Linked DNA regions of Mus musculus: region 2 is linked to region 1. Evidence: chromatin loops called from intact Hi-C (ENCODE). Cell type or tissue: left cerebral cortex. All regions are shown on one strand. Links, peaks and the distances in the headings refer to the core of each region. The heading gives the core; the rest is flanking DNA.

Region 1 (16,163 bases), core at 2,713-10,712:
TTCAAGCTATTGACAATAAGGAGTAGACCTAGATTCCCATCCAGAGAAGAAGGTAACTGAGGTAGAGAGTTTGATGTACAGGAAGGCATGAGAAAGAGATTGATGTTGAGGCTAATAGGCAGAGGAAACAAAATTGCTGTGGTGTCCATGAGACAGGTGAGCTGTCCAGTGCAAATGGCAGACTCCAAGCTAGATGAAATAAGTAGGATTACAACTTCATTTTTTAGAGCCTGTGAAACTTCTAGAAGGTCACCAAACCCAAGAAAAGTGTTGCTTTCCTTCTCTTCATGATTTGAATGCAAACTGCCTCCAATGGGTGCATGTGATTGGTCCTCAGTGGGTGATGCTCCTTGACAGACTGTGGATCCTCTGGGTGCTGTTCCTATCTGGTAAGCACAAGACATTAAAGGTGATACTTTGATTCTTGCTTCACCATGTTTGAAGTACTCTGCTCTCCATTCCCACATCCATTGAACTAGTTTTCCATGCCTTCCTGCCAATGATGAACTTCCTCTCTGAAACCATGAGCCAAAATAAATCTTTTTGACCCTTAAGTTGCTTTTGTATAGTTTTGTAGTCAGAGGAATGAGAAAAATAACCAATGTATTTATTTGTAGAAATTGGATAAAGTTAGGAGCCTGAGTTTGTATTTAGACTGAGGTACAATGACACGTGTAATGTTCTAAGTATAATGTGACTCCCTAACACATTCCTGTCTTCTCAGTGAGCTCTCAGCAGGCCTGTCACACAGAGTCCACAATCAGCAACAAGCAGGATGCACTCCATCAGTGAGACTGTGGAGGTATTTACAAATCTGACAGCCAAAGAACAAACACCAAGAGGTCATAGACATTCCTCAAGATGGATCTTCCAGCTCTTTTAGTTCAGGCCTACGAGTTCTCAGGATTTGAGGATACAAGAGGCATGATGTCTGCTTTCCCCCAAGGGGTTGATTTTTCTATAAAGAGAAAACTATGAGGTTAGCACGCAATGTGTCGGCTTACTCATCTGCCAAGGGAGGCAAATTCTAGTGGGAGTTTTGCCCATAGGATTTCAATACACAATTTATGGGTAATGTCTTGTGAAAATAAATGAGTTACAGTTTATACACACATACACACACTACACACACAAACAAAAACCCCAATAACAACAACAACATAATGGTTTTAACAGGCCTCTTATCACCTGAAATGGTTCAAATTATCTATAGACAGAAGTATAAGGAGAGGTGAAATTGACATCTGATGACTGCGAATAAAACAACCATTTGTATGGTTCCTTTTAGATCTGTATGAGTTCATCCATCTGGCAATTCTGCCTTGGGAATGAGCCAGCTGGGTGAAAGGAAGAGGACTTAACTTCCTTGTCCTGCACCTCGGGATATCCCCACAATGTGACCTTGATCCTTTTCTCTACATGACTCAGCCATATGGGTTGAAATGCACTGCGTATAATTGTCTTTCCAGACCTTTCCCTTGCAGAGGCTCATACAAAGTCTTCAAGAAGGTTTGTCTTCAAACAGCGTTCAAGCACAGAGACACATCGCTACTACTATTGGCTACCCATGGTATTTCATCTAGCCATGGGAGCATTGAGAATAGTAGAAAGTAAGACCACAGGGATTTGACATTACTTTTTAATATAGAGTGTAGGATCCATCCCCTGATGGGAAATCTGAATACTCATCCAGTGACATCATCTGAGGAGTTGATTATATGTCACTTGAGAAATATCTCATGTCCTACCTATTTCCCAATATGTATAATTCCTCTAGTAGAATTACTCCTCTGCCTTGGACTACCTCCATAGCACTTAGGTTAAAGTCAATATAACCACACTACCATTGAGTCATGTCCTGCTTTCTATCCAACAAGATAAGAATAAGACTCCTGAAAGGCAGGAAATGAGGTAAGCAAGTATGTGTTAACCTTCACATTAGTTAACTGTTCTCATCATGACCAATATATGTCAGAAACAACTTTTCATAAAAATCTGTATGTGTGTGGTGCATGCACATTTGGAGAAAAGAGGTTGACATTGGTTATCTTTCTCTATCACTCATTACCTTATTTGAGGGAGTGGTAACAAAGTCTCTCACTGACCCTTGATCTGGATGTTTGGCTAAGCTTACTGAACAGTGAACTCCTGGAGTCCACTTGTCTCTGACTCCTAATTAGGTTGGAAATATGTGCTGCTATGCCTGGCCTTTCCATGGGTGATAGAGATCTAAATTCCAAGTCCTTATGTTTATATAGCAACCAAGCACTTTACCCACTGAGTCATCACTCCAGCCTGACATAAACAACCTAAAGTAAGGGTTTATTTTTGCTCAGGATTTCAGAGGACTCAAGCACTTCATAACAATGTGGCATGTGGCAAACGCTTTTTTACATGAGGGCTGTCACAGTTTTAATTGCCTAGTAGACATAATTTAGAATCACTTGAGAAGAGAGGTTCAATTAGAAATCTTCTAAATCTGTTTTCCTGTGGGCATGTCTATGAGGGTCTTAATTATTAATTAATATAGAAAGACCTAGTCTACAGTGGGTGGCACCATGCTATAGCCAGGAGGTTCTGTCTGTGTAAGTGTAGCAAGGGTGCTGAGCATGAAGAATCATGTTTACACTGATACTTTCTCTGCTCTTGAATGTGGATGGGATGTGATTAGCTATTTTAAATTCCTGCCACCTTGCCTTCTTTTTTATGATGGATTGTAACCAGGAACTGTGAACTAAATAAACTCTTTTTCCCCTAAGTGATTTTTTTTTTGGCTAGGTTATTGGTATAGCAACAAAAAAATTTGAGCTAGAACAATACCTAACCAAATAGTGGAGGAAATGAGATGAGAATCAAGGGTGGTGAGTATCTCCATAGTAACCTATTTCCACAACTCAGGTACCAATCTATAAAAACTTCTAGCCTTCAGCATGGTGCTACAAACATTGGATTACATGTTAAAATCTTGACCTCATGGGGAGAACATTACAGAGAAAAACCATCATAATGTCTCAGATACAAGGCAGATACAGGACCATTAACTAAATCAGAAGCACTTGAGAAACTTTGTCTTTTCTGCATATCACAGCATAGTAACATTCAGATAGGTTTGGATGACTCATTTTAGTTTTATGTACCAAAGTCAGAGCTATACCCTGTCCACCGCTGGAGTAGTGAGTGAGGAAGGTTGTGCTATACCAGAAATGCATGTCTGCTTATGGACAGTTCTACAAAGATGCCTTTCAGCCTTCATGTACAGTGTAAGGAGACAAGCTAGGGCAAGGCAAACATTCACGATCACCCACTCAATGGACTTGCCTTTCCCTAGAGCATACAAGACATAGTAAAGGCTTCTGTAGAACTCTGCATGACAGAAACATTTCCCAAAACTCATCCTCCGCCTTTTTGCAGAAAACCACAAAAATGTCCCATGAGACCCACTGAATATGAAAGTATTGAATACGAGAGAGAGAGAGAGAGAGAGAGAGAGAGAGAGAGAGAGAGAGAGAGAGAGAGAGAGGGAGGGAGGGAGGGAGGGAGGGAGGGAGGGAGGGAGGAAGGAAGGAAGGAAGGAAGGAAGGAAGGAAGGAAGGAAGGAAGGAAGGAAGGAAGATTATATGGTCATGCATATGGAAACCAGAAATGTTGTCTACATTCTTTAATATGAGGCCTATCATTCACCTGAGGCTCACTAATTAGGCTACCCTGGCTAGCCCTCAGGATCCACCTATCTCTGCTACATTAGCAAAGGGATTGCAAAAGCATGCCTTCACCATGCCCATAATTTTCATTTAGGTTCTGGCAATCCTACTTGGATCTCTGTGCTTATAAGGCAGCTGCTTTACTGATTGACCCACCTCCAGCCCCCTGGCCCAGGCTCTAATCAAACTTGTTAATATGTTGTCTAAGGTCTTTTCAGAAGTATGAGGTTTTGACCTGATGCTTTGTCATAGTCATGGCAGTGGAGCCATTTGGACATTAGTCAGAGTATATCCACTAAGATTACACACCACACACACACACACAAAGAAATTTATATATAATTTTAGCACCAAGTGCAGGATCCTGAGAAGTTTATGGAAAATATCTAATGGAAAATAATTTGTCCCTAATGATCCTCATCTCTTCTGTATAATCCTTTGTTATTTATTACAGTATTGAGAGTTGTCACTTTTGAGATTAGGTTATGATTAGGTTTTGCCTCCTTTTGTCTCTCCCTGGCTTTCTTCTATGCCTTATCTATTAGAGGATCCACTGGGTGAGGACAATAGGGTTGTCTCAGCTAACAGTCTAGATTTTACTAATTTAGACTGGAGATAAGTCTACCAATCCTGGAGAAACAATCCTGGCTATATCCATGGAAGGGAGCTCAGAAGCAGAGGACATTGAAGTAGAACTTTCCAACGAGAACTCCACCCTAATTGTGAGCCTCTAAGGAGCCCTGGGCCAGCTTGGCTCCACAAAGAGTCATGTTCTACAAAATATGTCAGATGATAAATGTGTGTTGTTTCAAGCTGCCAATACTGAGACAACATATTGCACAGTGGGAGATAACCAGTAAGCCAACACACTGGTCTGTTTCATATTAGAAGCCACCCTAAGTATTTTTTTCTTCTGTTTTCTTCAACAAGATTGCCATCAGCCTTTCTCTGTGACTGTCTGATTCTATTTTTCAACATCAAGAAAATTTCTGTCAGGCCCTCTGAAGATTCTGATTACTTCAGTTCATATTGAATTTTTCATCTACAAGGCACAGACAGTATCTATTGTCTTGACAAGGCCAAAGTCACTTTGAGCACTCATTCCTGACCTTTGAATACCATAGCACAAAGTAGCTACATGTGGGATTGACTGACAGCAATGTTAGATGTGGGACTCAGAACCATGCGTATGCTAAGTACTCATCTACTGAGCTACATCTTCAACCCTTTGTTATTGTTGCTATAATTACTTTCATTTTGGAGCAGAGTCTTGCTAAATTCTGCAGGCTGTACATGAATCCTCTGGGTAGACTACATGGGCTTGTAAGGTGAGATCTTTCTGCTTGAGCTGCCCAATTAATGGAGTTTACCATCATGTGCCATCATGGGTTTTTTGTTTCCATTTTTGTTTTTATACTTTCTGTGTTCATCACAACTCTATGACTTCCCTCTAATTCTTGTTTTGAATATTTTGAGAACATGATGCATTGATACTTATTATATTCGCTGTACTATACAATAGACCTCTTGAATTTACTCTTCTAATCTAACTGTAAATTTGTTGATTTGACCAACATTCCTCCATCTTTCCAAAACCGTACTCATGAAGAGGTCAGCTCAGGAACTTTAGAAAATTCTACAGGACCCCTCCCCTCTGGAAGGGAGGGACTAATTACATTCCTCAGACCACAGGGAGGAGGAACCGACCACCAGATCTCATAGGCACATTCTGCTATCATTGGCCACCCACCTCATTCCCTATAGACCAATTAGTTTAAAAGTCATACTTTTCTGCGAATCACATTGTGCCTAATGGCTGCTACTTGTAGAACTGTATGGCTCGCTGGACAGGCTACGCATGGCCTTTCTCTCTCTCCATGTGCAGGGCGACCTCAACATGTTGAAACAATAAATCCCTCTTGCTATTTGCATTGATTCCCATCTCTGTGTCATTCACTCAGGGAGTCCCTACTAACCTAAGGCTCGCCAGAGTCTTACATTCACAACCACTATAACTACCACTCTGATATTGCATTCATAAGTTCAACATTTTCAGATATCTCCTATAAGTGGGGTTATGTAGAAGTTATCTTTCTACATTAAATTGAACAGTATATATCCATTATCCAGTTATCTGTTCTTTCATTCTTTCATACCTCTGCTCATTCCATACTCTGCCTAATTTAAAAAGTGCTGCTGTAAGAAACATGGGCTTGTGGATATCTCTTTGACATATGAACATCTATTTCTTGGGGGTAGATTCCCAGAAATGATATTTCATGATCCAGGAAGTGTTTAATCACAAACAGATGAATTGTCGTCATCAGCAGGAATCACATTTCTTTAGAAGCAAAACAGGAGGAGAACAGAGATTAGAATTTGGGTGAGGATTAGTTGTCCAAATAAGGCAATTATAGGGCTAAGAACAAGGAGCAAAGGGCAGACAACAACTGGAAATCAGGAGCAGAAAAACCATGAGGCAGGAAGCAGTTAGTTTGAGTGTGGGATATAGAACTTGAGGAGACTAGCAATGACGGAAGTGGGAGTGATGTTTGCTGGACTGGCTCAACTTTCCTCTGAGAATACCTCTGTTGATCTCAAAGGGAAAATGTTTAGTACACTGTGTGTGTGTGTGTGTGTGTGTGTGTGTGTGTGTGTGTGTGTGTGTGTGAATGTTGAACTTCACTTTAATTTAGTAATGGCTCCCAAGGGAATGGGCAGCTGGTAAAATGGAGTGCTTTGAAATTCCCTTGGTAAATATTCCAGAATATGGAAATAGAATCCTTGCTCATTCCTTGCCTTCTTGGCACTCTTTAAAAACAAAAAGAATATTTATATCTATGACTAACGGTTCATTTATAGACTCAGCCCTACTCCTCAAGCTATAGAGTGATTTTTAAAATGTGCGAAAATGTTAAAAGTCAGTTTATTTTGATGACTACTTAGGCTGAGTTTGCATTCAGTTTAGCAAAGCAAAACAACATGTTCAATAGGAATGCAAAGGTATTATAAACAACCTAATAAGCACAAGGTTGTTTTCATTTGGTTCATATTAAAAGCAGACTTAAAGAATTATGTAAATCCATACTTAATACCAAATATGTTTATGTATGTACATTGCATTGTCAATTCATAAATATTAAGAAGCTTTCTGAATAAGCTACCTTACTGCCTCCTAGAAGGTGTAATTCTAACTATGTAACAGTTTAGACAAGCCAGGCTTAGTCAAGTTGTATCTATATACATAAGCACCTTTTTCTACATTAATTTAACAGACTAGAAATCAGTAAATACAGTTGTTTTGGATTTTGGTTGTTGCTGTTGTAGTGTTTACAATGGTAAATTACTGATCTGACCAAAGTCCTTGTTGGTCTGTAGTGTGCGTTGTTACCAAGAAGACAGTGAGAAAAGGGGAGCCCAACAGTCAGTCATTTTAGACTGCTGGCTGATTTCCCTAATAGAATTTAAATTCAGACATTTTAGAGAATGGGTTCTATTTATACTGGCTACAACCAGTTTATAAGAAAAGACATAACAACATAGAAAGAGATTTGGTTATTTTTTTCAGTGTAGCCAATAATTTGAGACACTGCCGCCAACATTATTGAAGGTTGACTCATCTTGTTTTGTGACCAGGGCAACCCCTTCATCATCCTTAATGTCTACATACTCTTAGCGGTGCTGTTCTCTTCAAGTTAATTTAGACAGAACTCCTAAAGGAAGAGTGAATGTAATACATTAAGTATTGAAGCAAAATGGAAATGATCTGGAATAGAAAAACTAAAGCGTGTGGACAGAAAGAACAGTTCCTCTCATACAGTCAAAGTGGAACTGAGAGCGTTAGTGAAACTGGGAGATGCTAAGCTTTAGATTTCAGGCTGTATTTTCTTTACTTTGCAGTTTAAATAAGCATCCTGCATGCAGATGGATAGGGTTTGTAATTCGATTGGAATGTTGTGACTACACCTGTTGTTCTTATTATGAATGCCTAATTCTTACTTGAAACTGTTTGTCACAATAATATCCTGTAGCAAAGACTTATACCAGGTAATTGCTTGGCATGTAAACAGTACAATGCTCCTCTTAGCTGTTTTAAATGGGATGTCTTCTAATTTTATCACCTCCCTTTTGTTCATATATTACCCGAAAGGTAAATAAGAACCAGGGAGAAGCCTCCATTTGTTATCATCCCTTCTACTGTAATCTGAAATTAACAAGCAATACTTAATGCTCGCCATTTCTCTGGGCTTATAAACATCAGCTCCCATTGTTTTCACACAAAGTGAAAAGAATATTGAGTTGAGACTTTTGCTGTGAATACTCGGAGCTGGGTTTGTGAAATGCTCCTCTGATACTACACCGAAGAGAGTACTGTCCTCTTCATATTGTGTTTCACCCTGAGTTGCTCAGTGCTCACCCGGCAGGGACAGAGCGTAGAGGTGTGGTTATTACCATCCTTGTTCTTGAGACTCTTAAAACCTAGCAGAAAAAAAATCAAGAAAAGAATAGGTTTATCTGGGGGTACAATTTGGGGTATATTCCCCACATGGTGAGAGTGGCTGGTTACATTGTATTTCCAGTCAGGAAGCGGAGAAAGATGAACACCAGTCACTGGCACTCAGATGTAGCTTTCCTTCCATTCTCTGGAACTACACACAGCCTTGGAAATGGTGGCTCACATATTTAGTGTGTGTCTTCTTACCTTAATTAAAGTAATCTAGACACTACCTCCCCGACACCCCCAGAAAGTTGTCTCCAAGATTGATCTAGATCATGTCAAATTGACAATCAAGATTAGCATCATCAGAGGCAAGTGTGGACTTCACTCTGTTCTCTTTCCTTTTCTATTTCTCCCCTCCCTGTTTCTTTCTCCATCTTTTCATCCTCCTACCTTCCAACATTGACAGAAGAATCCCTATGAGCAATGCACTCACTTCATAATTAACAAATATTAAAAATTAGAAAAATAAGCATTTAGGACATTGAATACCTTATCTGTTGTTGTGCATCTAACAAGTTGAAAGTTTGGGATTTAATGACTATTGTCTGTCCCTACATAGCACATATTGTTACCCATTCACTTTATATCCTTTGCAGTCTGACACACTCCAGCGAGAGCAATAATGTCACTGGAGACTATCTGGAGAGCATCCAGACAAGGGGCTCTTTCCCCAGAGTCAATTTTCTTACTCTTAGAGCTCCTTTAGCTACTTCACTGTGCCACTAGCAGAGGACATTACCACACTTCTCCTTAGGGCCAGCAGCCTTCTACACTTTGCAGCAACACTCATCTCCAAGGTTGGGTGGGGGGGGCGTGCTCACTTTAAAGGCTTTCAGATAACAAAGGCATCACTTGAAAGTGGGGACTGAGCCTGGGAAAGCTGAGCTTTTGTTAGGGGTTGATCTGATGGAGCCTTGAAGGTCTGTGCTGATGTGGAAGGAGATGTGAATTAGCACAATACTGAACAAGATGTGCACATCCACGAAGCTTTGCTCAAAACCAGGAAGGTTCTGGAACCCATGCACAGCCTCAGATCAGTTGTCTTGTGAAAGCACAGTTTCATCATTGCATGTAGACGTAAATAGCCTACTCATCTCCATAATGACTTCATTTGGCCTCCGGGTAAGATATGTTTGTTTGAGTGGCCATGTAACATAGCATACGTATGGCACTCATCCCACACAGCCTCAGAATGCACAAAGTGGGATGTTAGAACACCTGGTATGGAGAAGACCATATGTTATTCCTGGAGTCAGTAAGTGTGAGATTCCTGTGTTAGGACACTGGTTAATTAGTGCCCCCCCCAAGGTAACAGTATTTGTCAATTAATATGATTAAGATTGTTATAGTCTCTTGACTTGTAAGGGTTGCACAAGGCCAGAAAAGGTTGTATACACCTGTCGTCTCAATAGTTTGGAACATGTGGCAGGAGGATTACCATGAGTTTGAAACCACCCTGGGTTTTATAGTGAGTACCAGTCCAGTGAAGTCTACATAGCAAGACCTTGTCTCAAATACAGGGAAAGGTACTACATGGTGTTTTCATTGAAACAAGGCGGAAACTAAGCAGTGTGTGATGTAATAATGCATGTGTCTTAGAGAACTGTTTCCATAGTTCTGTGCATCATCACTCCAGAGGGTTAGAATGTGCTAAGATGTGATTATTTCACTAGGTCATCCATGTACTTGTGAGCATAGTGTGTGTGTGTGTGTGTGTGTGTGTTTGTGTGTGTGTGTGGTGATGAGTGTATATATGCATTAATGTGTTCATTTATGTGTACATTTGCATGTTCATACATATGTCTATCACAGGCAGCGATTGTGAAAAGCTCCTAGATAATTTTGCAGTTCCCATTCCACAGTAAACATTTCTCCAAAGTCAAGTATAATATGAATTATGGTTAGAATTTATCTAAAATAAGTTTAGTTCATTAAATGATAAGCTTCTAGCAAGTAAATGCCAGGTGTTGTGCTAAATATTGCAGACTGTTTTCTTTAAAAAAAATGACATCACTTATAACTTTAAGATTTCTGAATCTTCAAAATATGTACTGAGACCCTGGCCTCCAGAATAACTATGTTTGGAGATGGGGTTGGGTGGGTGGTGTGGTCAAGAAGTGGAGTACTTTTGCATGGGATTCCTGTTTAAAATAAAACCTGGAATCCTTGTTTTCTTCCTGTCTCTGCTTTCCGATGCCCTCTGAGGACATAGCAAGAAGACCGCCCTCTGAAAACCAGGACTTTCATGACATTCTGAAACTGCTGTCTCTGACTTTGAACTTTCCAGACTGAAATTGTGAGCAAACTTTTTCCAATTGTTTAAACCACCCATTCTGAAGTATTTTGTTTCCATGATCTGATCCACACCTGCCATTCATTCTAAATCAGACTTCGTTATTTTTTTTTAACTCTCAAACTGTGTATACAAATCTTAACAAAAATAGTCTCCTAAATGCTAATTGACAAAGGAGAACCATGGAGTATGACTTGAAGCCTTGATTCTTAAAACCCAACAATCCAGACTCTGTGTTCCCCATTTCTAAACGAAGGGCAAGATATGAGTGCAGAAGAGGAACCCTCATTCCATGTGGTCTTAAAGCTGACTTTTAAAAATGTGGATGCTTATGAAATATAATTACTGCCAGCTCCCCTATTCATTCATGCCTTTCTTCCTTGTCCTTGCATGCATTAGGCATTCACTGGATGCTTGTGTTATCCTAGACAGTGTTCTAGTTGCTGATGGGTGTGCTACATCTTAATCCCTGTATGACATTGAAAGGACTCCAGTCAAAGAGGCTACAAAAGCTCAACAGCTGGTCATGGAATAACCAAGATTTGAACCTGAGTCATTAAGATGCCACCTTCTGTGCCCCTGGTTGACTAGATGAACACAATGACTTTCAAAATATCTCAAACTAGTAAGTCTAATTGGGATTCAAGGAAGATATCATCTGATTTATTTGCTATTTTAAAGGACATTGTACAACAGAGCATTCTGAACGTGCTGTATTAGAAAAAACAATTTAGCAAATTTTCACGCAGTCATAACTCGTCTTCAACAATTTTCAATGATTCCCTTGGTTGATACACAAATCTCCACCAATCTTTATTCTCCCTTTCAATAAATGAAATAAAAGAGCTTGCATTTGAAATCCCTGTTCTCCCTGTAATGTTGGAGCAGAGCACTAGTATCAAGATGCCTAAGCAGGATGGGACTCTCCCTGGAGTCAGGCATAAGCGTCTTATGACTGTCCTTTCTCCTTAGACGTCTTCCCATTTCCTGTGGTTTATATTCTCACCTCTATGTGCTAAATTTCTGCTTCATGCCTAAATTCATTCCCAAACTAGCCCACTCTTAAACCACCTTCTTAATTGTGCTCTGCATCTTATTTATTTATTTATTTATTTATTTATTTATTTATTTATGTGGCTGGAGTGTGTGTGTATGTGCACGTGTGTGTGATGTACACATTCTGGTGTATGCATGTGTGCAAACGAGTACACTTTCAAAGGCCAGAGCAAGATGTCAGCTATCCTGCTTTGTATCACTCTCCATTTTGTTGGTTTTGAGACAGTCTCTCACTGCAAGGCTACGTACCAGCAAGCTTCAGTGAGCCTCCCATCTCTGTCCACCTCAGAGCATGCTTTACAGGCATGTGAGGGCAAGCCTTGTAGGGCTAACTAGACTTATGCCAATGTGACACAAGCTAGAGTTATATGAAAGGAGGAACCCTCAACTGAGATTCCTCTGTAGAGCAATTTCTTAGTGATGGCTGAGGGAGGGTCCACCCCCTTGTAGAGGGTGCCATCCCTCACCCAATGGTCCTGAATGCTGTCAGCAAGCAGGCTGAGCAAGCCATGAGTAGTAAGCCAGTAAGCAGCACCATGGTCTCTCCATCAGTTCCTGCCTCCAGGTTCCTACCCTGTTTGAGTCCCTGTCCTGACTTCCTTTGGTGATGAACAACAATGTGAAGGAGTAAGCTGAATAAACCCTTTCCTCCCCAACTTACTTTTTGGTAATGCTAACCCTAAGACAATTTGGTAGAGTTGTTTGTTTCTTTGTTATGGTTGGTGGTTGTCTGTTTTTTGTTTGTTTGTTTGTTTTTTGTTTTCCTACCTGAGCTCTAAGATCCAAACCCAGGTCCCTATATTTAGACAGCCAGAATTTTTACCCACTGAGACATCTCACAGCTCCTCTATTGGAAATGAAAATGTGCTTGACTTCAGTCAAACTCCTGTTGATTCTGTAGAATCAAATGATACCTAAAAGCTCCTGATTGTGCCAGTAGGCCCTTGTAAGACTCAGTTTGTCACCTTTTCCTTCTACATCCACTTACCAACCCTTATTCAAAGAATCCTTTTCTTGAACAAAGAGGAAATATGCCCACTGAGCACAACTCTCAGACATCAAAGAGGGACATGATACCCTCTCTATCTTTCCTCTGTGTGTCACGGGGACATTTGATTGTATGGAATTCTTACACGTGTTCACGCGACCGGCCAGGAAGAACGCAACAAACCGGAATCTTCTGCGGCAAAAGCTTTATTGCTTACATCTTCAGGAGCCAGAGAGCAAGAGCGCTAGAGTGCAAGAGCCAGAGCAAGAGAGCAAAAAGAACAAGAAAGCAAGAGAAAGAATGGCAAAACCCCGTCCCTTTTAAGGAGAATTATCCTCCGCCTAGGACGTATTACTCCCTGATTGGCTGCAGCCCATTGGCCCAGTTGTCATCATGAGAAAGGCAGAACACATGGCGGGAAAACTGCCCCTGCACGTGTGCAGATTATGTTTACCACTTAGAACACAGCTGTCAGTGCCATCTTATAATGGCAAATGTGAGGGCGGCTTCCCACAGATCCCCCTTTTCTTTTAATAAGAGCAATAGGCCACCCATATTAATGAGAGTGGAGATAGAGGTCAAATCCCCAGTGTGCAGGTAAAGGAGCCATGTACAGGATTAGCTCTTAGGCTCACAGGCTTTTACCCAGAGCAACCCTGACCTGCTCCCGTGTCGTTTTTCCTGGGGAGAAGGACACTTGGACACTCAACCTTCTTGAAAGATGACATGTCTCCCTAGAATAGGCTCATATATGCCGCAGAGCCCTTCTATTGCAGTGCTTAGCCGTGCAACTCTCTCGGGCTGCTGAAGCACACTCACTCTATCCCGTGCAATGAGACTAGCCTCGTGGGGTGCAAGAGCTGAATGGCCAGCGACCTATTGCTTAAGCATAGATAACCATATATCAGGGGAAGCACCATGTTCTAGAGCTGCAAGTGCCTGGGCAATAACCACCTTGTCTCTCCTAGTTTGGGCCTTAAGCTTACAGACCAACCAGAGAAGCAACACTAATCCACAGCAAAGTATATCTCCAAATAATCCCACCCATACCCATTCTTTAAAGAAGGAAAATGCTGAGGAGATCCAATTGGGTAATCCTTTGATCAGGGACAGGTCCAAGCACGTGGAGTTGACCTGAATAATGGCAAGTCTCAATTCCCGAAGGGTCTGTTCAAATTCAGCCGTCCAATTCTGTAACATATACTGAGAAAGACTTTTTAACAAATTAGCTGCCCTAGTAAATTTCTCATACTGAATGGAAGTAACGGACAATCCCGGAAACTTTTGTTCACATCCCAGCTGAGCTATTTGCCATAATACATCTAGTTTTTCCTGGACAAGATCTATGCGTTGATTAATTTCTGCCCATGGAGCGTTTTTGGGATTGGAGGATGGCGGCCGCTAAGCCTGCATTGGTGAGAGGTCCCCCAAGCTCCCGACAAACCCTGAGCCAGTCTTGTAAACCTTTGTTCTTTCTTGGGGCTATGGCCGCTCTGCATTCCTGCGTGGCTTGCTCATAAATAAGCTATTCTACCAGAGGTGCGGCTTGCTCTGAATCTCCAAAAATACGCTCTGCTGCCTCTGTCATTCTGGCCACAAAATCTGAGAATGACTCCTGAGGTCTCTGGACGATCTTTGTTAGTTGTCCAGTGGCTTCACCTGCTCGGGAGAGCGCCTTCCAGGCCCTAATAGCCTTTTCATCTGATTCAGAACTATTAAGAACTGGCTCCTTGAGCTCATCTAGTGATGAGTATAGGCTCCTTCTCCTAGAAACCTCCGCTAATTGATCTTTTTTCTTTTCTTTCCTTCTAATCTCTCCCCAGGTATTCTTACCTGACCTAAACTTTTCCTCGGGTTCAAGACCCGTGGAAAGGCCTGTATACTTATTTTGTGTACCATATTTCCTCTTTGCTCCTACTCTCTTTCCCCGCTTTACTTCTGATAGATTGCCCTGAATTTCATCCAGAATTTTCAGCCCTGCCTTAACCACTTGATAACATGTGAAAAGGAACAAAAGGGCTTCTAACACTAGAGAAAGTTTAAGGCCAAACATACCTTGTAAAGCTATTTCCCACTTTACTTCTGATAGACTGTCTTGAATTTCCTTAGAAAGTTCAAGGCCAGACGTACCGTGTAAAGCTATTTCCCACTTTACTTCTGATAGACTGTCTTGAATTTCGTTAGAAAGTTCAAGACCAGACTTACCTTGTAAAGCTATACTTACGGGTACCCTGTTCCCCAGCTGAAGAGTTCTGAATTCACGCAGTTGAATCCTTCTCAACAGTCTGTTTTACGGGAACACTTCATTACCACCGTTCCCCAGCTGAAGAGTTCTGAATTCACACAGTTGAATCCTTCTCAACAGTCTGTTTTATGGGAACCTTTATGACCGTGACCCGCAGTTCTGGTTCCGGAATGAGGGATCTTCCTTGCGCCGGTGATGGTAACCGTCCCAGGTTTTCTCGTCCCAGGTCTTCTCATCCCGGGTTTCGGCACCAACTCTTACCCACGTTCGCGACCGGCCAGGAAGGACGCAACAAACCGGAATCTTCTGCGGCAAAAGCTTTATTGCTTACATCTTCAGGAGCCAGAGAGCAAGAGCGCTAGAGTGCAAGAGCCAGAGCAAGAGAGCAAAAAGAACAAGAAAGCAAGAGAAAGAATGGCAAAACCCCGTCCCTTTTAAGAATTATCCTCCGCCTAGGACGTATTACTCCCTGATTGGCTGCAGCCCATTGGCCCAGTTGTCATCACGAGAAAGGCAGAACACATGGCGGGAAAACTGCCCCTGCACGTGTGCAGATTATGTTTACCACTTAGAACACAGCTGTCAGTGCCATCTTATAATGGCAAATGTGAGGGCGGCTTCCCACATGGAATGGATGGTCTGTGAACAAGGAACAAGGAAGCACATCACAAGCATATCACTAATCCCAGTGAGTGAATATCCTTTTAAAGCAGTCACCTGGTTCAGTGAATTAACGTCAAGTAACATTTAACTATTTGCAAAATCCAAAATCAGTTCCCAAGGCAAAGCCTAGGCATCACTGAAAGAAACCCCAGGCCTATTATCAGACTGCTAAAAGCTGTTTCAGAAAAGTAACTATTTAGGCAAATTCTCCATCTTAAGGGCCTTACTTTCTAGGTAGATATTTGAAGATATCTCAGGTATTTCCTTCCTTGTTTGGCATTTAACGTTCAGTGTTTTTGTGGCTAAGTGGAAGCCAATGTTTTCCAAGGCAAAGCATAGTCTGAATGATATCATTTGGTGTTAGACTGGCTTTAAAGTAGAAAATATTTTGCAGGGAACTACTAGTGCTCAAAGATAAACTACTATACATATTTTTGAGTCACAACACTTTTGGGTGGTTTTCATGTATAATTTTTACAAATAGAGCTCAAAAATCATCATTACTACCTACCTATGTGTTTTTAAATGTATAACGGGATTATTTGGCAAATACAGCTAAATAAGCATGATTACTACCTAGATATAAAGCAGTCCAGTGACCCCCATTTTTTTCTGTATGACTTTTTCATCAGTTCTCTCCCATAACCTATGGTCCCATGCTTGTATTGCTACTCTTCCTATGATCAACTTTTTATGAAGGACATAATATAGCAAGT
Region 2 (16,163 bases), core at 3,816-11,815, 79 kb after region 1:
AATAAAGGTCATGAGTTTGAGAGAGAATTCATAGTGGGAACAACACTTCCTTCTATAGAGACATGAAGTGAAGTAGGTGGAAGTGTTTAATCTTCCCCTGTGTGGGTGAGCCAGTTGTTAGCTAGGCTCTGTGGTCTGCCTCTCCATGTTGGTCACCCTTTAAAGGGAGATGGAAAAGGAAGGTAAGGAAAAGATGGTAAGAAGACAGGGAAATAGGGAGGAGAGAAGGGAGAAAAAGATGAAGCAAGGAAAAGGGAAAGGAGGGAAAGAAAAATCTTCTCACAGCATTGGTCAACTTCATGGTGTAAATGTTCTTCCTGGGATCAGTTTGTAGGTGCCAGAGGACAAAACTGAGCCCAGAGCTAGGAGGGGTTGTGTGCTATTGACTCACTTGCATTGGAACAAGCCAGTTTTAACACATCACTGGAAACAGTCTCAGTCATTTGTGCTGCTTAGTAATGGTTCCATAAATTTCAACCAATCATTAAAAAAAGAAGTTCTGTGCATAATTGAAAATCACATTGGAAAGCTGAGATGGTCAGTCAGTAAGGGCTTGGCTTGCAAGTCTGAATACCTGAATATGATGCCCCGCTCCCATGTAAAAAGCCTGGCATGGTGACATATGCTTTTAATCTCCATTGGACAGACTAACCTACTTAGTGAGCCCCAAGTTTCTTTCTATATCAAAGAAAGATGGATAATTTATGAGGAATGAAACCAGAAGGTGATCTCTACCCATCCACATCACATGCACACCTATAAGTCTGCATAAGCATGGACATACGGGCACACACGCACACACACGCGCGCACACACACACACACACACACACCATGAGGTGGAGGACTGTCAAATTAAAGATCTAGAGCAGTGGAAAGCCAAGCATATTCAGTATTTGAAAGGATTAGCAAAGTTAATGTATTACTTTTCCCTGAGCAAAGAAGTTCTTCTCACAGTCTTTACACAGTGCTTCATAGCCATAGAATTATTTGTGCTAACATTGATATAGAAAAATAAGAAAGTAGAATAGTTTAAATAATTCTTTGAAATTGGAAGATATGCCTTATTAGATTTATTACAAAGATATAATGATTAATGAGTATGACACTGGTGGAGAAACACACACAGCCCAAGCAAGAAGAGAACCCAAGCACAGAATAGCATAAACTCACGAGATAGGTTGTTAAAGGAACAAAGGCAATTTGGGAGAAAGGCTATTTTTCTAAACAATGTGCTGCCGAAAGCTTTGCATACAATGCTCTTGTAAGAAATGGGCATTTTAATATCTCTTCAGAATCCTGCTTTTAGTTCCTTTGGGTAAACCATGTGGTCTGTACATACAATCAAATGTTATTCATTCTGAAAGAAGAGAAACATTTGGTTACAAGATTACATTTGAGGGCTTAGTAGGTGGTCAGTCAGTAAGGGCTTGGCTTGCAAGCATGAGTACCTGAGTATGATGTCCCACTCACATGTAACAGCTGAAGAGACAAAAATTTGGGGACTGTTGTTTAATATATGTAAAATTCTAGTTATGAAGATAAAGACATTCTGTGAATATCATGGGATTTACATACAGAAAAGAGTTTCCTGGCATCAAACAATACAGCTAATAAATGATGAGCCTAGTATAGGTTATACCCTGTGTTTTGGCACAATTAAACAAAGAAAAACAGTTCTGGAACTATGAGATAGATAGACACATACACCTCTGTGTGTGTGTGTGTGTGTGTGTGTGTGTGTGTGTGTGTGTGTGTGGTGAGTACGCACGCACGAGCGCACGTGTGTGTGTGTGTGTGTGTGTGATGGATTATAGATAGATAATTATGACAGATACATATGATAGATATACAGATGACAGATAAACAGCTGATAAATAGATGCATGCCTACATATAAGTATATATCACATAAGGTTGATAGGCAGATTAGAGATAGGTAGCTATAGATAGATAGATAGATGACATAGATAGATGGAGATATAGATAGATTAGATTAGGTAGATAGATGATAGATAGATAGATAGATAGATAGATAGATAGATAGATAGATAAGGCAGGTGATAGATAAAAGAGAAACAGGCACAGTTAGCTAATGGATTATGAGAAAAACAAAGAGTAAAACTGTGAACATTATATTGTATGAAACAATTAATGTAAAGATACCTGCCAAGGACCACCCTTGATTTGGAGAGGGGTTCTGAGGAAAGGGATGTCAGGGAGCTTAGAAAACAAGCCAATCAAAGTCAAGTTGTGGGTCCAAGCTGATGGCCTATTCTCTGCTGGAGACAGCTTTCCAGTGTGCTTTCTCTCTGATCTGCTTTTTCTGGAGATTTCCAGGCAGTTCTCATTCTCTCTCTCTCTCTCTCTCTCTCTCTCTCTCTCTCTCTCTCTCCTTTGCTTGAGAGAGTTCTCCAAGCAACTCTCTTTTGCTAATCTAAACAATTCTCTGGATATCTCATCTCCTGCAGATCACAAGTCCAGTCTTTTTTTTTTTTTTTTTTTTGCTTTTACAACAGAAATTATTTTCAATACAAAAATGACAAAATAATTTTAAAAGTAAAATTTACACCATTTAGATAGAACTATACACATTATTTGATGTAAAGAATTTTCCTATTTTTGATATCTAAAATACATCAAAAATTAAAAAACAAACCTGTATTTGGTATTATAACAGAGACAGACACTATCTCAGAGTATTCTAAGCAAATGGTCCCAAGAAACAAGATGGAGTTGCCATCCTTTTTTTTTTTTTTTTCTTACATTGCTAAGGGAATACAAACTTTTTTTTTATTATTAGGTATTTTCCTCGTTTACATTTTCAATGCTATCCCAAAGGTCCCCCATACCCACCCCCCCAATCCCCTACCCACCCACTCCCCCTTTTTGGCCCTGGCGTTCCCCTGTACTGGGGCATATAAAGTTTGCAAGTCCAATGGGCCTCTCTTTGCAGTGATGGCTGACTAGGCCATCTTTTGATACATATGCAGCTAAAGACAAGAGCTCCCGGGTACTGGTTAGTTCATATTGTTGTTCCACCTATAGGGTTGCAGTTCCCTTTAGCTCCTATTTTACATATCAATCTAGTCTTTTACTGATCCTAAGAATTAATCTAGTCTTTTAATTTTCTGTCTTAGTTAGGGTTTTACTGCTGTGAACAGACACCATGACCAAGGCAAGTCTTAAAAAAAAAAAAAAAAAAAAAAGAACATTTCATTGGGGCTGGCTTACAGGTTCAGAGGTTCAGTCCATTATTATCAAGGTGGGAGCATGGCAGTATCTAGGCAGGCATGGCGCAGGCAGAACTGAGAGTTCTACATCTTCACCCAAAGGCTGCTAGTGGAAGACTGAATTCCAGGCAACTAGGGTGAGGGTCTTAAGCCCACTCCCACAGTGACACACCTACTCCAACCAGGTCACACCTATTACAACAAGGCCACACCTCCAATTGGTGCCATTCCCTGGTCCAAGAATATACAAACCATGACAGTATTCTATGAATCAGCATCCCATGATCCCAGTCCTCCCTTAATTCTTAGAAAACAGCAAGCATACATTTCCTTTTGAAAGAATTCAGAGATCTGCCCGCCTCTGCTAAATACAGAGGATAAACTAGCTGAGACAGACTCTGCCCTGAAATTTTCATTTCTACCACACCTGTGTTTGGACTCACTGTGCCCCAGGCTGACCTTGAACTCCAGAATATGCCTGCCTTTGTATCTTTCTGACAAGCTGCCCCATTAATGCAGCTGCCTTTGCTCCTTCAGATTCATGAAGCCCCTCACGTAATTCATATTGCATCTTTATTTTTGGCATAGTTGAGAAATTACATACTTTCTTTTTTAATTAATTATTTTTTTACACTCCATATTCTATTCCACCTCCACCCCATCCTCCCTCTAACTGTTTCACATCCCATACCTCCTCACCACCCCTGTCTCTATAAGGATGTCCCCCACCCGCCAACCCACCTGACCTGTAAACTCTCTGGGGTCTCCAGTCTCTTGAGAGTTAGGTGCATCATCTCTGAATGAACACAGACCCAGCAGTCCTCTACTATATGTGTCCTGGGGGCCTCATGTCAGCTGGTGTATGCTGTCTGTTTGGTGGTCCAGTGTTGGAGAGATCTCAGAGATCCAGATGAATTGAGACTGCTGGCCCTCGTACGAGATCACCCTTCTCCTCAGCTTCTTCCATTCTCCCTAACTCAACAAGGGCCAGCTGCTTTCATCCATTGGTTAACGATGCAAATATCTGCATCTGACTCTTTCAGCTGCTTGTTGGATCTTCCACAGTGCAGTCATGCTAGATTCATTTTAGTGAGTGATCCATAGCCTCAGTAATAGTGTCAGGTCTTGGGACCTTCCCCTGAGCTGGATCCCACTTTCAGCCTGTCACTGGACCTTCTTTTCCTCAGGCTCCTCTCCATTTCCATCCCTGTAATTCTTTCAGACAGGAACAGAGTTGTGACTGTGGGATGGTCCCCCTCTCTGTCATTTGATGCCTTCCTGTCTTCCTGTTGGAGGTGAGCTCTATAAGTTCCCTTTCCCTACTATCAAGCATTTCCTCTAAGCGCCCCCCCCCCCCTGCATCCTGAGATCTCTCACCTCCCAGGTCTCTGGTGAATTCTGGAGGGTCCCCACAACCTCCTATCTCCCAAAGTTAACTGTCTCCATTCTTTCTGCTGGCCCTCAGGTCTTCAGTCCTTTTCCCTCACCCAATACAAGAGTAGCTCCCCCTCTTCTTCCCAATCCCTCCCTGCCCTGGAGTCCATTTTCCCTCCCAGGTCCCTCCTTCTTTCCCCAATTTTGATTGGTTTCTTCTTCCTCCCAAGTGGGACTGAGATGTCCTCACTTGGGCACTACAGCTTGTTGACCTTTTTGAGTTCTGTGGACTGTACCTTGGGTATTCTGTACTTTTTCTTTTCTTTTTCTTTCTTTTTTTTTTTTTTTTTTTTTTTGGCTAACATTCACTTATTAGTGAGTACATACCATGTCTTTTTGGGTCTGAGTTACCTCACTGAGGATGATATTTTCTAGTTCCATCCAATTGCCTGCAAATCTCAGGATGTCCTTGTTCTTAATAGCTGAGTAGTATTCCATTGTATAATTGAACCACATTTTCTGTATCCATTCTTCTGTCGTGGAACATCAGGGTTGTTTCTAGCTTCTGGCTATCACAAATAAGGCATGGTAGGGCATCTTTTGGGTATATTCCCTAGAGTGCTATTGCTGGGTCTTCAGATAGATCTATTTCCAATTTCCTGAGGAACCTCCAAATTGATTTCCAGAGTGGTTGTACCAGTTTGCAATCCCACAAGCAATGGAGGAGTGTTCCTCTTTCTCCACATCCTCTCCAACATGTGTTGCTGCCTGTGGTTTTAATCTTAGCCATTCTGATTGGTGTAAGGTGGAATCTCAGGGTCATTTTGATTTGCATTTCTCTGATCACTAAGGAGTTTAAACATTTCTTTAGGTGCTTCTCAGTCATTCCAGATTTCTCAGTTGTGAATTCTCAGTTCAGTTCTTTACCTCATTTTTTGATTGGGTTGTTTGGTTTTTTGTTGATTAACTTCTTGAGTTCGTTATATGTTTTGGATATTAGCCCTCTATCAGATGTGGGGTTAGTGAAGATTTTTTCCCAATCTGTTGGTTGCCAATTTGTCTTATTGACTATTGAAAGTGTCTTACAGACACTTCCAGTTTCATGAGGTCCCATTTATCAATTTTTGATCATAGAGCCTGAGCCATTAGAATTCTGTTTAGAAAATTTCCTTCTGTGCCAATGAGTTCAAGGCTCTTTCCCACTTTCTCTTCACTCCCCATATCTATTCCATATAGTACTTGAAGTGCTAGCTAGAATAATAGAACAACAAAAAGATATCAAGTGGATACAAATTGGCAAAGAAGAAATAAAGGTTTCACTATTTGAAGATGATATGTTAGCATACATAAGCAACCCTAAAAATTCTACCAGAGAAATTCTCTAGCTGATAAACAACTTCAGCAAAGTGGCTAGATATAAAATTAACTGAAATAAATCAGTAGCCTTCCTTATACAAATGATAAACAGGCTGAAAAATAATAGCCACAAATAATATAAAATATCTTGGGGTAACTCTAACCAAACAAGTGAAAGACCTGTATGATAATAACTTGAAGTCTCTCAAGAAAGAAATCGAAGATTTCAGAAAATGGAGAGAAATTATATACTTTCAAACTCATGTTTTTAGAGTTCTTTTCCACAGCCTTAAGAACTGTCCTGAAGGTCCCAGTGTCTACTATTTTGCTGAGACATTAGCCACACCTCGACCTCTCAGATTCATGCTGTCTCAGGTGATCATGGAGTCATTAACATTAACAGGGAGGACAGTCCTCTAAGAAATGTGAACATATGGACATTATACAAATAAGCCTTATGCCGATGACAGCCATTGCCTCTTGAGGAGACCCATGTTCACTGGTTCTGTACCAGGAACAGGAAACATGTCATTTTGTCCCCACCAAGGCCATGCCAGACTCAGTGCTTATCACAAATTTGAATTCAAGTTTTTGGGAAGCTAGAACACAATTTTCAGATCTCAGTCAGTTGAATAGTTTGAGAATAGAACACCGACTCCATAAGGGGAAACTGGGACAGTGAGCTTTATCAACATCAAAATCAGATGCTGTGGAAAAACTGGGAAAATGGATAAAAAGACCAACTTCAGGCTTTTAAGCACCACAGTAAAATCTAAACAACTCACTTAGAGAGCATTTCCCTGAAGAACAAAGGATACAAGTAAGAGACTAACCATTAAAATCAGCCCAACCCCATTAGCCATTGGTGTGATGTAATGAAGTAGCTGAGGGGCTGCCAGTTGCTGCCAATCAGTGAAACTGAAATGAAATGGTTTCAGGATCCCAGCTGCTGGTGATGATGAGGGGAAGGTGAACCACTCATGCAGGGCATTGAGGAGGGACCACCCTCAAGAGAATATGTTGCTTTCTTGCAACACTAAACAAGAACTTCTCATGTAACTCTGCAAGTGTAGGTTAGGGCATGCTCTCTGGGAAGGAAAGACTGAGCATGCACATGACAAGTACAAAATCTGTCCTCGTACCAGAAAAAAAAAAGGATTCAAACCTTCTTTCTGGTATGCCTGAAAGGCACCATAGACACCACAGCTCACCCATAAAATGGATGGTGACTAACAGGAAAAAGCAGCTGCTTTGTAACATACGCTGCAGTGAGGTAGCTCTCCAGGTGGAAAATGTCAACCTTGAAAGGTCCCCTGGTGTTTGCTTTTTATTTATCATTTTCAAAATGATACCAGAGATGGAGGAGACAGTGACTGTGGCCAGGGGACAGGCACCAGGGATGGGAGTGGAGGAGCACCACAAGTGAGCATTTCTGGGCGTGGGGGGATTGTATAACACTACACATACCTACACACAAACAAATAAATGTAAAAATAGATAAATGCCAAATAAGGTCTATGTGACACAGTAAACTATAATGTCTCTAGGGTAAATGCCTCCCCACCTTCTGGCTAAGAGCAAGAGAAACCCCAAAATCCAAATCCTGGATTTGACTTTTGACTACAACTATATAGGATGACATCATGGGGAGAAGCCAGCTAAAAGGAATGAGACTGCAAACTAGTTTTACAACTTCCTGTGACTATACTGATAAAAATAATACTTTTAAAATCAAATTACAAAAGACATTAGGGTAGATATCCAAAAGGATGATAATAACAATGCCTGTAAAAATCCACTAGGGGCTGGTGAAATGGCTCAACAGAAAAAGACACTTGCTGCCAAGCCTGAGGACCGCAGTCTAACCCACAGGACCAGCATGGTAGAAGGACAGAACCAACTCCTGCAAGCTGTCCTCCTACCTACATACTTGCACTATAGCATATGTGGGCTCTCAAACATACACCATACATACATACATACATCTTACTTTTTTTTTAATAGGGGGCTGCAAAGATGGCTGGGCAATTTAGAGCACTTGCTTTTGCCAAGGTTGCAAATTTCAATCTCAGCACCCTTGGTGCTGAGCTTGAAACCACCTAATAACTCCAGCTCCAAAGGATACAACTCCTTCTGGCCTCTATGGGCAAGACATACATGCAGACACAAACATATACACATATTTAAAGATGATTTCAAGCAAGGACATTTTAAAAATGAAAATTCATTGGGACAAGCTGATGTGATGAGTTTCCATTCTTCCAATAACCTCCTTCCTTCACTATTTAAAATTTGCTGAAGATTTAAAAGTATTAAGAGATAGTGGAGTGTATTTTTATTAGATTATTTTTTACTTTATAGGTAACTATAAATCATTTTAGAGCATGTTCTGGGTCTCCAAAGCCCACCAGGAATTAAGCGAGGAATCCTCAGGAGATGATGTTCAGAATCAATATTGTGGGACAGAATACCTGCCCATCGAATTGCATGCTGTTCTTTCTGGGTTTTCTCTTTGGTTAATTTCCATGAAGCGGGTCACGTGCTCTCACCCTAAGACCTCCAGGCATTCTCAGCTGTCACTTGTGAACAGCTCCTTCCTCCCTCTGCTCTTGCCACATGATGGGTGCTGGCAGCTTTTCACTGCTGTGCTGGCAGCCCCAGGCTGTGAAATCAGATGAGCAAATAACCTGAAATGCGACACACCTGGCGAGAGACAAAGGGCACATTTTCCACTGAGTGTTAGAAAACTACCAGCGCCAGGGATGTACTTTTGAATGGAGACAAGTTATAGAAATGACACTGCTGGTGCCATATATTCTGAGAACAAGCATTCTTCCTACTGTAATTTCATGTGACTTTTAAAAATGTATTTTATTATTATTTTGTAGTACCAGCACCAGCAGTATGGGCTGGGCATGTAGCTCAATTTTCAGAGTGTTCACCTACCATTTGTGAAGCCCAGGGTTCAGTCTCCAGTCTCACATGAACTGAAGGTGGTAGCACATGGCCTTGATATGATCCATGCAACTTAAGAGGTGGAGATAGGAAGACCCGACACTCAGAATCATCCTTAACTACATAGTGTTTTCAAGGCTAGCGTGAGATACATACTCTACTATACATGTATTATCATTTTGATATTGCTATAAAATTCGTCTACAGTAACCATAACAATAATGCTCCACCTCGGGAAATTTAAAAAGAAGTGAAGAGATAGAAATCGGAATGAATACAGTGAGCCATGTTGGGGGACTGCTTTTAATTTTAGAAGTAAAGGGAATATAGAAGAACACCTTGCATCTAAGTTTTTATCATCCAAGTTGTAGCTTCTTAAAGATAATGAAAGTGTCTCACATCTTTCAGTGGGTAATAGCAAAATAGATTTTCTCTGATCAACCTGCAAGAGCCTGTGTCACTAGCTCACACAGATTCTGCAGTCAACACCTCTAAGCACGATGTGCCATGATATAATTACCTCCTGCACAAGTCAGCCCTTGGGATCTCAGCCGGTGCCAAGCACAGAACACCAGCAGACAGACATATGGTCCTCCCTCTCCCTCTGTGATATTTTTATTCAGGAATTTCTGTGCAGGCCCTGGGTTTTGGCTGCTGCATTCCTGAATCTGTCTTGTGAGGCCTCTTTGCTCACAGTAACTCATAGAAGCTGCCTTTTGAATATAAGAAAAAAACTGATTCATAATTGAGCCAAATAGATTCATTTAATGGACCTAGCCCGAGGGATATCAAGCTCATTTTATGAGCAAATTTAATGAATTGTAATGAATGTCCTCATTTGAAAATTGTGTGTGTGTGTGTACCATAAAGGTATCACAGTACATGCCATCTCAGACTCACATGGGGAGGAACAATAGGGAAACTCTTCATAAAGAATGCTTATGAAGCCAGAATTTTAGATACTTAAGTATTACATATGGATTTTAAATAAGAATAATGAGATACATAAATCTAATACACATGATCTCCAAAGTAGGAGTCAGCAAAAAAGAAAAAGTTTCTTGTCTGGCCTTGTGACTCATGCAGGTAAAGCCAGTGCCTAGGGTTAAGATAGAAGGGTTACTGTGGCTTCAAGTCCATCTGGAGTTATAGAGCAAGCTGAGGACCAGCCTGAGCCATACAGTGTAGAATAAGACGTTTCTCAAGGCAAAGGAAACAAAGAGGTAGGGTAGGGGTGCTCAAGTAAATCAGGTTGCACTATCTATACCTTTAAACGTATCAAAAATAAGTTTAAATTTCAAAACACAATCTATTCTTAAAAACAGAAGAAATGGGAAAGGGGAATTAAAGAAAATGGTGCCAATATATACGCAATAAAAATGTACTCTTTTAATTTAAGAAGAATTAAACAAATGGAAAGAATTTCTTCCCTTTGGAACTGAATTGTAATTTCTACTCCTAGTAAAGGCTTCTCCAGTATCCCCACCACCACCACCACCACCTTCACATATCTGCGTTCCTCCAGCCTAGCTCTATGGTGACCCTCAACTCATGGTTGCCTGCCTTTGTCATCAGCTAAAATGACACCACCAGTCCCCCAAATCAGGGATTCATACAGTACCTTACTTCACTCAATCAAGTGTCCATGGAGGAGATCAAAAAGTATTCAGTTGCACGGTGCAGTTTTATGGGTGGTAGTGGTAGAACAGCCTGGAGCAGTCATTTCTCCACCTTAAGGGAACATCAGAGTTTCCAGAAATCATACCTGACAAAGTATGCATCACCTGCAGATGAATCCAGTACCTTCTCCACCCTGTTCTGTGCTTTAGGAAGCTGGGTGCTGTGATCGCCTTCCTGGACTCCCGAGCTTCTGGTGATTTCCATTAATGGAACAAGATTGTGGAAGAGAAGGTGGCCAGATTTTCATTTTCTGCTCCAGTGCAGGACTGACCTTTGGTGCTCCTTAATTCTTTAGTGCTTCTGCGACTGTTTCAGGATCTTGAGATAGGAGCGCACTATCCAACACCCAATAGTTACATAGCTGTGGCAGGCTACCTTTTTATACAAGGTGGGCAAAACCCTGCCAAGATCTACCAAAGACAAAAATGGGCACATGCTGGAGAAAGTAAGAGGGACACAGTCACTTACTGCAGTTTCAAAAAGTGCTGTTTGACATTTTTTAAAATGCGGTGTGGGAAAACAGTGACTGAGAAGTGGAAGAGAGTCAGTAAGAAGTGTGTGGACCCCATCCTGAAGGGCCCTGTGTTCCATGGTGAAGGATGAGAAACTTACCTAAAATACTAAGAAAAGACTAGCAGCTTGAGAAGAGAGGAAAGCATTTGAAGAAAGCAGGTATCGAATATCCATTCATTCAGGAAGTTTGTAAAACTGAAAAGGCACATTTTAGTTTTATGGTTCTAGAAGCCAACAATAGACATTCTGAAGTAAGAACTCGGTTAACTACACTTCAAATGACCCACACGACAGTTAAGACCCATTTTACCTAAGCATTTTTATAGTGTCCTATGAAACTGGTCCTGAAGGAAAACGGAAAAGCAAAGAAGAAACCAAGGGAAAGTGTCGCACTATTCGTTAAAGACAGTTCCATAGAGGATGCTAATGTGCTTACTTTGAACCCAAGACAGCAACTTTTGTGCGACATGGGGCTGAGAAGATGGCCTGGCAGGAGAGTGCTGGCTGCACAAGAGTGGGCACCTGAGTTTGAATCCAGAGCACACACATAAAATCCAAGCTGTGCTCAGTAGTAGCAGCGCGTGCCTTTAATCCCAGCACTCAAGAGAGAGAGGCAGGTGGATCTCTATGACTTTGAGATCAGCTTCATCTACTACAAATTCTAGGACCAAAATGATAAGGTGTGACCAAGTAGACTCTTATTGGCAGCACAGGGAGAGGGAAGACAGGAGGACCTCTGGGGCTTGAGAGTCCCTGTCTCAAGGAAATAAGGTGAGGAGTAATAAAAGATACTCACTGTCAACTTTTGGCCTCCATGTATATGCATTCATGTGTAGGTATGTCATGGATATGCCTACAGAATACATGTGCATACAAAACACACACACATATCCTATATACCCATACGCAGAGACTTCTGTGAGTTTGATGCCAGCCTAAGTGTAGAAAAACTGTATACTGACAAGCCAATCTGGTCTGAAGACCTTGTTTCAAAGACAGAAAAACACAATAAAAATTAAATTTTTTTTAGAAAACTAACAAAAACCTTCTCCCATTAAGTATTGAAATAATTTTAAAGAAAATGGATTGATTTGAGAGCCTGTCAATTTCATTTTGACCACTGAAACAGGTAGGCTAACTGCAGGCCTTCACTTCCCCCTTAAATTCCTGCAAATCTAATCCCCATTATCATTCCCAGTTTTGAAGCCTGCTGAGACCTCTCCTCATTTTCTGCCTCTGTTCTCTGGGAATTAAGTAGCTCCTGGTAAAATATCCTGATGTCACCTCTCCTGCAGAGCCTCTGAAAGCCTCCTTCCTAGCCCATCCCCATTCCTACATGTCAGCTCACAGTAACTAGAAACACATTTAACTTGGAACTCCAAGTGGCCACATCATTAGGATTCCAGAAGAATTTTCTACCAGGCAACATATAGCCCCTCTCCTACAAATCAGAAAGGGCAGGGTGATAGAAAGCAAGGAACAAAATAGTTAATAAAGACAAAACCAGATGTCAGCAACTAGAATTATAATCTTCCCACTCCCAGATACATAAATATTAGTATAAAAACACAGTCAATAATGGCTAGGACAACCTGTCTTACACTAGAGCCCAGCAACCCTAACACAGCAAGCCCTGAATATTGCAATAGAGCTGACACACAAGAAAATTAGCTTAAAATAACCTTTATAATTATGATAGAGGTCCCTAAAGAGTGAATAAATGATTTCCTTAAAGAAATCTATGAAAGCAAAAACAGTGAAAGGAGATGGGAAAAAAAATCTCAAGACAGGAAAGTGGAAATAATAATCAATAGAGAAAACCCAAACTGCACAGAAATATGGAAACGAAATAGTTAGGAAACCACAGAGGCAAGGTTACTAACAGAATATAAGAAAAGGAAGAGAGAATCTCACATACTGAAGACACAATAGAAGAAATAGATACCTTAGGCAAAGAAAATGTTAAATCCAAATATCTAGGAAATCTAGGACACTGTAAAAATGCCAAATCTAAGAATAATAAGAATAAAGAAGGAAGAAGAAATTCATTTCAAAAGCACAGAAAATATTTTCCAAAATTCATAGAAGAAAATTTCCATAACCTAAAAAAGGAGATACCTATAAATGTTCAAGAACATAAGAACACCAAATATATATATATATATATATATATATATATATATATATATATATATGTATGTATATATATATGTGTGTGTGTGTGTATATATATATATATATATATATATATATATATACACATACACACACACACACACACACACACATATATAATATTAAAACCTGCAAGAAAAAAGATCAAATAACATATAAAATCAGGACTCTAAGAATAACATCTGACTTCTCAATGGAGACTCTAAAAGCCAGAAGGGCCCAAATCTTCTATAGGTGCTAAGAGACTGCAAATGTCAACCCTGGCTACTATAGCCAGCAAAACTTTCAGTCACAATAGATAGAGAAAATAAGACAATCCATGATAAAATCAATTTTAAGCAATATCTATCTAGAAATCCAGACATTCAGAAGTTACTCAAAGTAAAACACCACCCTAAAGAGGTAACCACACCCAAGAAAATACAGGGAATAAATAATCCCAGTCCAGCAGTTCAAAAGAGGAGAAACAGGTAAACACTGCTTTTTGAAATCATATGACATTAATGGTCTCAATTCTCCAATAAAAAGACACAGACTAACAGAATGGATGCAAAAACAGGTTCCATCCTTCTGTTGCATCCAAGAAACACTCAGTAATAGCAAAGAGAGATATCTCTTCAGGGTAAAAGGATGGAAAAGATATTCCAAGCAAATGAACCTAAGAAGGAAGCTGGAATGCAGCCATTTTAAAACCAACATTAACTTCTAACCAAAACTAATCAGAAGAAATAGGGAAGAAAACTACATCCTCATCAAAGGAAAATTCCACCAAGAGAACATTGTACTTCTTAACATCCATGAATCACACAGATAACTCCTAGGTACATTTTTTTAAAAGAGAAAAGAAAACACTATTGCAGCTTAAATCACATATTGGTCCTCATACTGTGAAATGAGAGACTTCAATACCCCATGACTCCAAGAGTCAGATAGATCATCCAGACAAGACATGATTAAGCTGACTGATGTTACAAACCAAATGGACCTAACAAATATTTACAGAGCATTTATATATATATATATATATATATATATATACACACACACATACATACACATACATACACACCTTCTTCTCAACACCTCCCTGAACTTTCTCCAAAACTGACTGACCACACACTCAGACACAAAACAAATCTCAGAAGATGCAAGAAAATTGAAAAAACACTGTACATCCTATCTGCACCAAGAATAAAGTGGATATCAACAACAAGAGAAAGCATAAACACTCAACAACTCTCTTTGAGTGTCATATAGGTCAAGACAGAAATTAAAGACTTCATACTGCTGAATGAAAATAAATACACAACTCACACAAACTTATGGTACACAGTGAAAATGGTTCTATCCTTCATTGCATTCATAACACCTACACACAGAGGAAAAAAATAAAAACAGAGAGAACTCATACTCGTAACTTAACAACACACCTCTAAGCTCTAGGGAAAAAAAGAAATCACAGCCAAAAGTAGTTGACAGCAAGAAATACTTGAACCCTGAACTGAACTTAATAAAATAAAAACAAAGGAAAAGGAACAGTACAAAGAATCAATGAAACAAAGAGTTGGTTCTTTAAAAAAAAAAAAATCAGTTATATTAACACTCTTATCCAAATTTACTAAAAAACCAAGAAAGAGTATCCAAAATAACAAAATTAAGAATGAAAAGAAGATATAACAACAGATAACACAGAAAACCAGATACTCATAAGAACATACTTTAAAAACATGCACTCCATCAAATTGGAAAATTTAAAAGCAATGAACAGTTCTCTCAATACATACCACTTATCAAAGTTAAATCAAGAACAGATAAGCAATTTTAACAGACTTATAAACCTGAGTGAAATAAAAGCAGTTATTAAAAGTCTCCCAGTCAAAAAATAATGGGGCCAGATGGTTTGAGAGCAGAATTCAAGCAGATTTCCAAAGAGAGTTCATGGAAATACCTCCTCAAACTATTACACAAAACAGAATCAGAACAAACATTACCCATTTTATTTTATGAGGCCATGATTACCCCAATACCCAAACCACACATAGTCTAAGCAAAGAAAGAGAATTACAGAACATTTTCCATCATGAACTTAAATGCAAACATTCTCTATAAAATAGTTGCCAACAGAATCCAAGAATACATCAAAAAGATTATCCATCATGATCAAAAATGTTTCATCTCAGAGATGCGAGGGTAGATCACCATATGCAAAGAGATAAGTGTAATCCAGCACACTGAAGACTAAAAGGCAAAACCACATGATCATTAGATGCAGAAAAGGACTTTGACAAAATCCAACACCACTTCATGATGAAAGTGCTGAAGAGATTAGGCATAGAAGGAACCTATCTCAATATAATAAAGGCAGTTTAAAGCAAGCCTGGAGCCAACATAATGAGGAGAAATACAATCAAAGAAATTCCACTGAAATAAAGAATAAGGCATTATTGTTCACCCTCTGGATATCTCTTCAATATAGTACTTGAAGCCTTAGCTAGAGCAGTATGATAACTTAAGGAGATCAAGGGGATATAAATCAAAAAGAAAAAGTCAAAGTATCTTTATTTACAGATAATATGACTATATATAAGTGACCCTTAGAATTCTACTGCTGGGGAGGGGGGGTGGAGAATTCTACCTGGGAAATCCTACAGCTGATAAAGCAGCTGGAGAGAAGATTAACTCACAAAAGCCAGTAGTCATCCTATAAACAAATGACAAACAGACTGGGAAAGAAACAGGGAAAACAACACCGGTACTTCACAAGAACCTCAAATAATAAAAAATATCTCAGAATATCTCTTACCAAGCAAGTGAAAGACATGTATAACAAAAACTTTAAGTCATTAAAGAAAGAAACTGAATAAGGTATCAATAGATAG

The links. Peaks named below come from ENCODE experiments on the same cell type or tissue, not always from the same donor. Only the 100,000 strongest peaks of a DNase experiment are listed, where the experiment ranks them.
Region 2: a loop joins it to region 1, with 2.4 times the contacts of the local background. A loop is called at or near these places in 2 of 42 quality-filtered maps.

What each region holds. Positions count from the first base shown.
Region 1 is chr13:6,254,124-6,270,286 of GRCm38, forward strand. No RefSeq gene overlaps it. Among named protein-coding and RNA genes, the nearest start is that of Gm35615, 27 kb to the right of the region's middle. In left cerebral cortex, for the core only: no CTCF peak of the experiment used is centred there; DNase peaks (open chromatin) are centred at 6,412, 7,503 and 9,352; H3K27ac peaks cover 1,466 bases.
Region 2 is chr13:6,331,801-6,347,963 of GRCm38, forward strand. No RefSeq gene overlaps it. Among named protein-coding and RNA genes, the nearest start is that of Gm35671, 32 kb to the left of the region's middle. In left cerebral cortex, for the core only: a CTCF peak has its summit at 7,757; DNase peaks (open chromatin) are centred at 6,636, 8,652, 8,972 and 9,490; H3K27ac peaks cover 5,039 bases.